2 separate regions of the Homo sapiens genome follow, and region 1 is linked to region 2. The links are chromatin contacts, found by Hi-C or POLR2A ChIA-PET in ENCODE. All regions are on one chromosome and are shown on one strand. Each heading gives the region's core, a stretch centred on a gene start or an enhancer-like site at or near the end of the contact. The rest is flanking DNA. Distances are from core to core; before and after follow the strand shown.

Evidence for each region. A loop is a pair of places that touch in the nucleus more often than their neighbours do. ChIA-PET counts read pairs that join two places held with the same protein, here RNA polymerase II (POLR2A). Pooled maps may share reads with other maps.
Region 1: a loop to region 2 is called in a pooled map, with 2.1 times the contacts of the local background. The contact joins two enhancer-like sites. A Hi-C loop is called at or near these places in 1 of 168 maps with a recorded cell type or tissue (IMR-90) and 1 of 50 pooled maps. POLR2A ChIA-PET finds 5 or more read pairs at or near these places in 1 of 52 experiments (PC-9).

Annotation. Positions count from the first base shown.
Region 1 is chr13:50,799,930-50,802,777 of GRCh38, reverse strand. It overlaps a transcript of DLEU7 not described here. Among named protein-coding and RNA genes, the nearest start is that of DLEU7-AS1, 6.5 kb to the left of the region's middle. RefSeq lists enhancers at 1,313-1,412, 1,483-1,532. Within about 2 kb of position 1,302, at least 2 of the 41 ENCODE cell types and tissues checked have a DNase peak (open chromatin) inside an H3K27ac peak, as active enhancers do.
Region 2 is chr13:50,730,276-50,732,975 of GRCh38, reverse strand. It overlaps a transcript of DLEU7 not described here. Among named protein-coding and RNA genes, the nearest start is that of DLEU7-AS1, 76 kb to the left of the region's middle. RefSeq lists an enhancer at 1,290-1,489. Within about 2 kb of position 1,420, at least 2 of the 41 ENCODE cell types and tissues checked have a DNase peak (open chromatin) inside an H3K27ac peak, as active enhancers do.

The DNA of each region.
Region 1 (2,848 bases), core at 53-2,552, 70 kb before region 2:
CATATATAATTAGTAATTCAGGTCGCCTCCTGTGAGGAGAACTGGTTGTCTCAGTGACAGAGATAAGAGGGAGAGTTACTCTTTAGTGTATATCCTTTTGTGCCATCCAAGTTTAGTACCCCAAATATGTATGACCTATTCAAAATTAAATAAAATATTTAAATTAGTTTTTGAGGGCATTGAAACAAGAACAACCATGGAGAAAATTTTATTCAATTTTTGATATATATTGCATTTTCTTCATTTCTGCTTAATATTTCTCAACATAGCTGTTGACATAGGTACTGTCGCTTTCTAAATGAAGACACCAATATGAAGAACATGGGCTTGCTATCTAAGAATTTCATTTTTGGCTCCAGCTTTCTTGAGAGTCAGGAGCACTAATTAAATGGTTTTGCTTAGTTCTTTCTTTCTGACCTACTCTGTTTAGTGGAACCAAATGGGAGGTATTTCCAAATCATAATCTCTTTCACCAATTGCTCTCTTAACTTGATTGTACCTTCCTGGGTGGAGAAGCATCAGTTGGGTTTCTATTGAAATCAACAAGTGCCCAGTTCCTCAGAGGCCAGCCACTCTGGATTAAACTGCATCAGGCCTGTTCCCAGAAAACTAAACTAATGGGCTTGTGCCTTTTTTTTTTTTTTTTTTTTTTTTTTTAGTGTATAGAGGCTCCCTTGTTCATTTTGCCTTGTCTCTCTCCTGAAATCCTGGCTGGTTCCAAGTCCTGACTACCCCCATGAGGAGAATCACAGCCCACCTTTAGTGGCACTGATCCAAGCGGGCCTTCCTTGCCCACCTCCAGACAACTAAGGCATTGGCAACACAGCATCTGGCACAGATTCTCTGCAGGCAAGATTATTATACCAATTGAAAATGGGGTTACAATGGCCAATTGGAGTTTGAGGCATTTAAAAGGTAATAATAAATCTATTGGCAATTGAATAGTCATTAATAACACTACCATGGAAACAGATTGACATAGATTTCTCAGATTCTCATGAATTCAACTTTGAACTCCCTAACTTGGTGTAAACAAAATGATGTTGTGGTTTGTGGTGGTACAAGGGCGCGCTGAGGTCTCAATGTTGGATCAGAGTTTTCCAGAATCTACATATATGCTCCTTGGAAGGTAATTTAAAATCATGTAAAATCTCAACCAACAGTGCAGTGCAAGGTGCTGAGGGCTCCCTGTGCACCCCGTGAAAATGGCCAAGGCATTGAACGAAAGGGATTAGGTATTTCCATGCCAACCAGTGGAGGTCAGTGTTGAGTCGTCAATCTCTTGCCTTAACTGGATGCATTATGTTGCCACAGTAGACCGGTCTCTGCTCAGAAAAGGGATACTCAAAAATGAAAATGTGGGGCTGATGACACTTCGAAGTATGAACAACAGCTCCGTGCTGCTAAAGAATGGTCACCTGGAATAGCTGAAAACATCTGAAGCGACCTCAGGAAGGGTTGCTGCACTGGGAGCAGGTGGATGGAGGGGTGACGGTGTAGTTATGCAGCTTCAGCTACCGAGAGCTCACTTTGCCTTTCAAACCGACTCCCCTCCCAAATTCCTCTCCACTGAGAGGTACTGGGATCCAAGATGAGCATGTTGGTCTCTTTATTAGCTAAGCGAGTTTTGAAAAAGCAAGGAGAGGACAGCTAAAGTTGCTTCCCAAGAGTAAAGGGACCTTCTTGTAGACAACAACTTTTTCTGTAGAGTCACAATCCTCATTTCTATGAAATGTGAAAAGCCTCTTCAAACATTCATTCCAAATTGAGAGTCAGCCCCACTGCTGGCTTGCTAGTGGTCACTCTCAGAGTGGGCCTTCCTTATTAATCTCTAGATACTGTCCACATGGGGAAACATAAAGTGTGAGGGAAGAGCCTAGCACTGTATGCTGCAAAACTAACCACTAAAACACCAGGAAAACATAAGGAGACAGAAAAGTCCAAGAGGCCATTGAAATCTCTGTACTTTCTTCACCTCGCCTCTCTCTTCTCCCTAAGGGCTGCAAGCTTCCTCTCCATAATTCGAGGATTTAGGGTATAAAGCACCAAGCAGAGTATTTGTCCAAAGCAAATATTTAAGCTCCTGGACATTCATTCAGCACGATTATTTTGGTCTTCATCATGATTAACGTGATTTGGCTGGAGGGGAGGATGGGCAGAAGTTTTAATGTGCGGGAAAACCCCTGAGGTTCTATTTTTAGATGCTTATGTTCTTCCTCAAAGGGCAGCCTAGGAGGAGTGAAGGCAGCTCTGTTTGTTTAATGCCAGGGGGTATAGGTAGCAATTAGCAACTTAAAATTATCCTCAGTGAGGAGGCCCCTTCATTCCTCAGGGTGTGGTTCCTGTTCAAAGCTCAGATATACAAAGTGTATTTTTTGAAACTGAAGGGGAAGGGGTGCTTTCCCACTTTCTGAATTTGGTATTCTGTTTTACATTTTGTCGGTATTTTTGAATATTTTAAATCTATTTTTTACACTCAGTCAACCGGGCTGAGCATTAGCCATAGATAGGACTCTTCTGATACAAGTACTATGTGCTTTAACTTCCAGATGCCACCTCTGTCCTTTTCATACCATGAGCTTTTATTCTCTTTTGCCCTTTCTTACACTACTTTCTATTTGTCACACTCCTTTCTTTGTGCTTTCTTAATCTGCCACCCTCAGCAGAGGCATCGTACCCAAATGCTGAAATTCTATTTATTCTGCAAACTTAGTTCAAATGTCATCTCCTGCATGAAGCCTTCAATGCCCCTTGCCAATCTTTCTTCACAGGCAAAATTAATCATTCCCTTCTCCATACCCCCAGAGTTCTGTGTACAGTTTGATAGTGTCTACACACATATATGTGG
Region 2 (2,700 bases), core at 171-2,670:
AGAAACCATCTGATGCCCTCAGGACATCACAGTGAGTGATGTTTTTTCTGGTCCACAGCCATATCTGCTCAGGGAGCCTCCTCTGCCACACTCTGGAAGCACTCTTGAGAAAGAGGCCCTTACATAAGTTACTATGCATACTGTGTTTCAACAGTGTTTGGCAGATGACAAAGGCTTGGGAAGTGTTAGTTGTTGTTACTACTGCTATTTTGTTAGGTCATCTAATAGAATTCATTTTGAATTTTAAAAAAAGGACTCAAAGAAATTTAACATAGTGTGATCATTTTTCCTTTGGGAGTTTAACTCATTCTTTCAAGTCTTGCATACCATTGAACATAAGCACATAAGCTTTTTTTTTTTTTTTTTTTTGAGATGGAGTCTCATACTGTTGCCTGGGCTGGAGTGCAGTGGCTCGATCTCGGCTCACTGCAACCTCCACCTCCTGGATTCAAGTGATTCTCCTGCCTCGACCTGAGTAGCTGGCATTACAGGTGCCTGCCACCATGCCTACCTAATTTTTTGTATTTTTATTAGACATGGGGTTTCACCATGTTGGCCAGGCTGGTCTCGAGCTCCTGACCTCATGATTAGCCCACCTCAGCCTCCCAAAGTGCTGGGATTACAGGCGTGAGCCACCATGCCCAGCTCGAACATGAGCTTTTTTTAAAAAGCAATACAGTAAGTGAGACGTGATGGAGATCACTAAAACATGGATGATGAATTATAAAAAGAAAACCTGTCCTAGCTTGTAGAAATGGATACTTGTGGTCTGGGATAAAATTTTCTGTGATAGTATTACATCTGTATTTAAAAATTGCTGTGTTATAGAAACGTGGGTGGCAGAGAAGATAGTTTTGGAAAACTGTTTTAAAAAATCAGAAAGGGTTTCCAGTGATGGCAAAGTTGCTGACAGCCAAGATGCACACGACACATGTGAACAGATTGTTTCATGAAATATCAGAGTAGAATAAAGCAATATTGCAAAGTATGAGTGTATATAATTTTCTTTTCAGTTTTATGCAATTAATATACATATGTGTAGATTAATAAATGGAATATTATAAGTAGATTTTTAACGATTTCACTTAGAGGCTTAAATATTTATATGTTCAAATTGGCAAAAAATGTTTTTAAAATTTTCTGTTTCAAAAAATAGGCATTGGCTTTGTAATTGGGAGGGACTTGTATTCAGGTGTGTAGATAATTAAGGAAAATGTAAGGAAAGGGACTAATTAGGAAGAAAGACAAAGACAAACAGCCTCCCTTTCCTTTGTTTATACTTCTTAGCAATTATCAGTGCAACATTTTAGAATAAGAAAATACTTCTAAGTCATTGAATTGTAGACTTGCCTGGGCTTGTTCTTGGGCCAGTGAGGTTTTTAGAAGAAAGCTCACTTCCTGCAGTAGCCATGGCAACTTCAACAATACAGGCCCTACCCTGCCAGCTCCAATCTGTCCAACAGATTCCCAGGGAGGAGAAATATGTTATCACAATAAGAGATGATTTCCAACTTTTAACATTTTTAAGTAGGATATTTATTGTTATTCAATTCATAAATCCACTCATCTTCAATCTCAGCTACCTACCACCTCAAAAACACATATACATGTTGCCAGTGGAGGGCCTTGACTACAAGTTGTCCAGGTTTTTGGCATTTTGAACCAAGAATTGGACAAAATGCACAAGCAAAGCAATGAAAGAATGAAGCAATGAAAGCACAGATTTATTGAAATGAAAGTACACTCCACTCAAGAGCACTGGTTACAGAATTTTCTGGGGTTTAAATACCCACTACAGGTTTCCCATTGGTTACTTGGTTACACTCTCCATAAATGAAGACTTGGCCGACGACCACTCTGGTCACAGGAGGTGACCAATCAGAGGCTGAAGTGAAGTTACAAAGTTAGACATGAAGACTTGGGCCACGACCTGTCTGATTGGTTGCAGGAGGGGACCAATCAGGGGTACTTTCCATTTTTCATCGGCTATGCAGTGTAAAAGGAGTAGCCTCTGATCCTTTTGTTATGTGGGTGTGGAGAGGTGGGGTTTTCCTTTTGATTAAGTTCTAGGAAGTCAGTGAATCAGCCATGGATTCCCTGTCTCCAGACTCTATTTATTCTCCTACCTCACACCCACACACAAACACACACACCTTCATTTGCTCCATCTTTTTTTATCTAATTCTCTCAAAGATAACCAACAGAATTTTGGTAATCTTGGGATGCAGAATTTTGGGATGCAGCCATTGAGTGAATTGCCCACAGATTTGAAGTTGTAAAATGCCTTTTCTGCCTGCCTGAAACACAACCACAGAAATTCCAGTTGCATGCCACACTCTGATTTAAAAACCAGGAGATTCCCTGGAAAGTATTTTTACTTCTATGTTCAAGGAAATATTCACCAGGATGGAGACCCCTCAGCAGAATCTAGAGGAAGCACTGCTCTCTGAGTTCACTTATCTTATATTTTTTCTACTATCTGCCCAGACAAACTCTTGAATTTGAAAGAAAAATTCTTAAACTTACTCAAAATATTTAACCAAATCAATCTGCTGGGCTTTTCTAATTGCAAGTGATAAGCAATGAGGGAAATATATTGCTCTCATTGTTTTAAATACTCTTTCTCTTACCTTTCCTCTGCTCTACCACAACCATTCTGCTTACATGGTTGACCCTTGAACAACATGGGTTTGAGTTGCT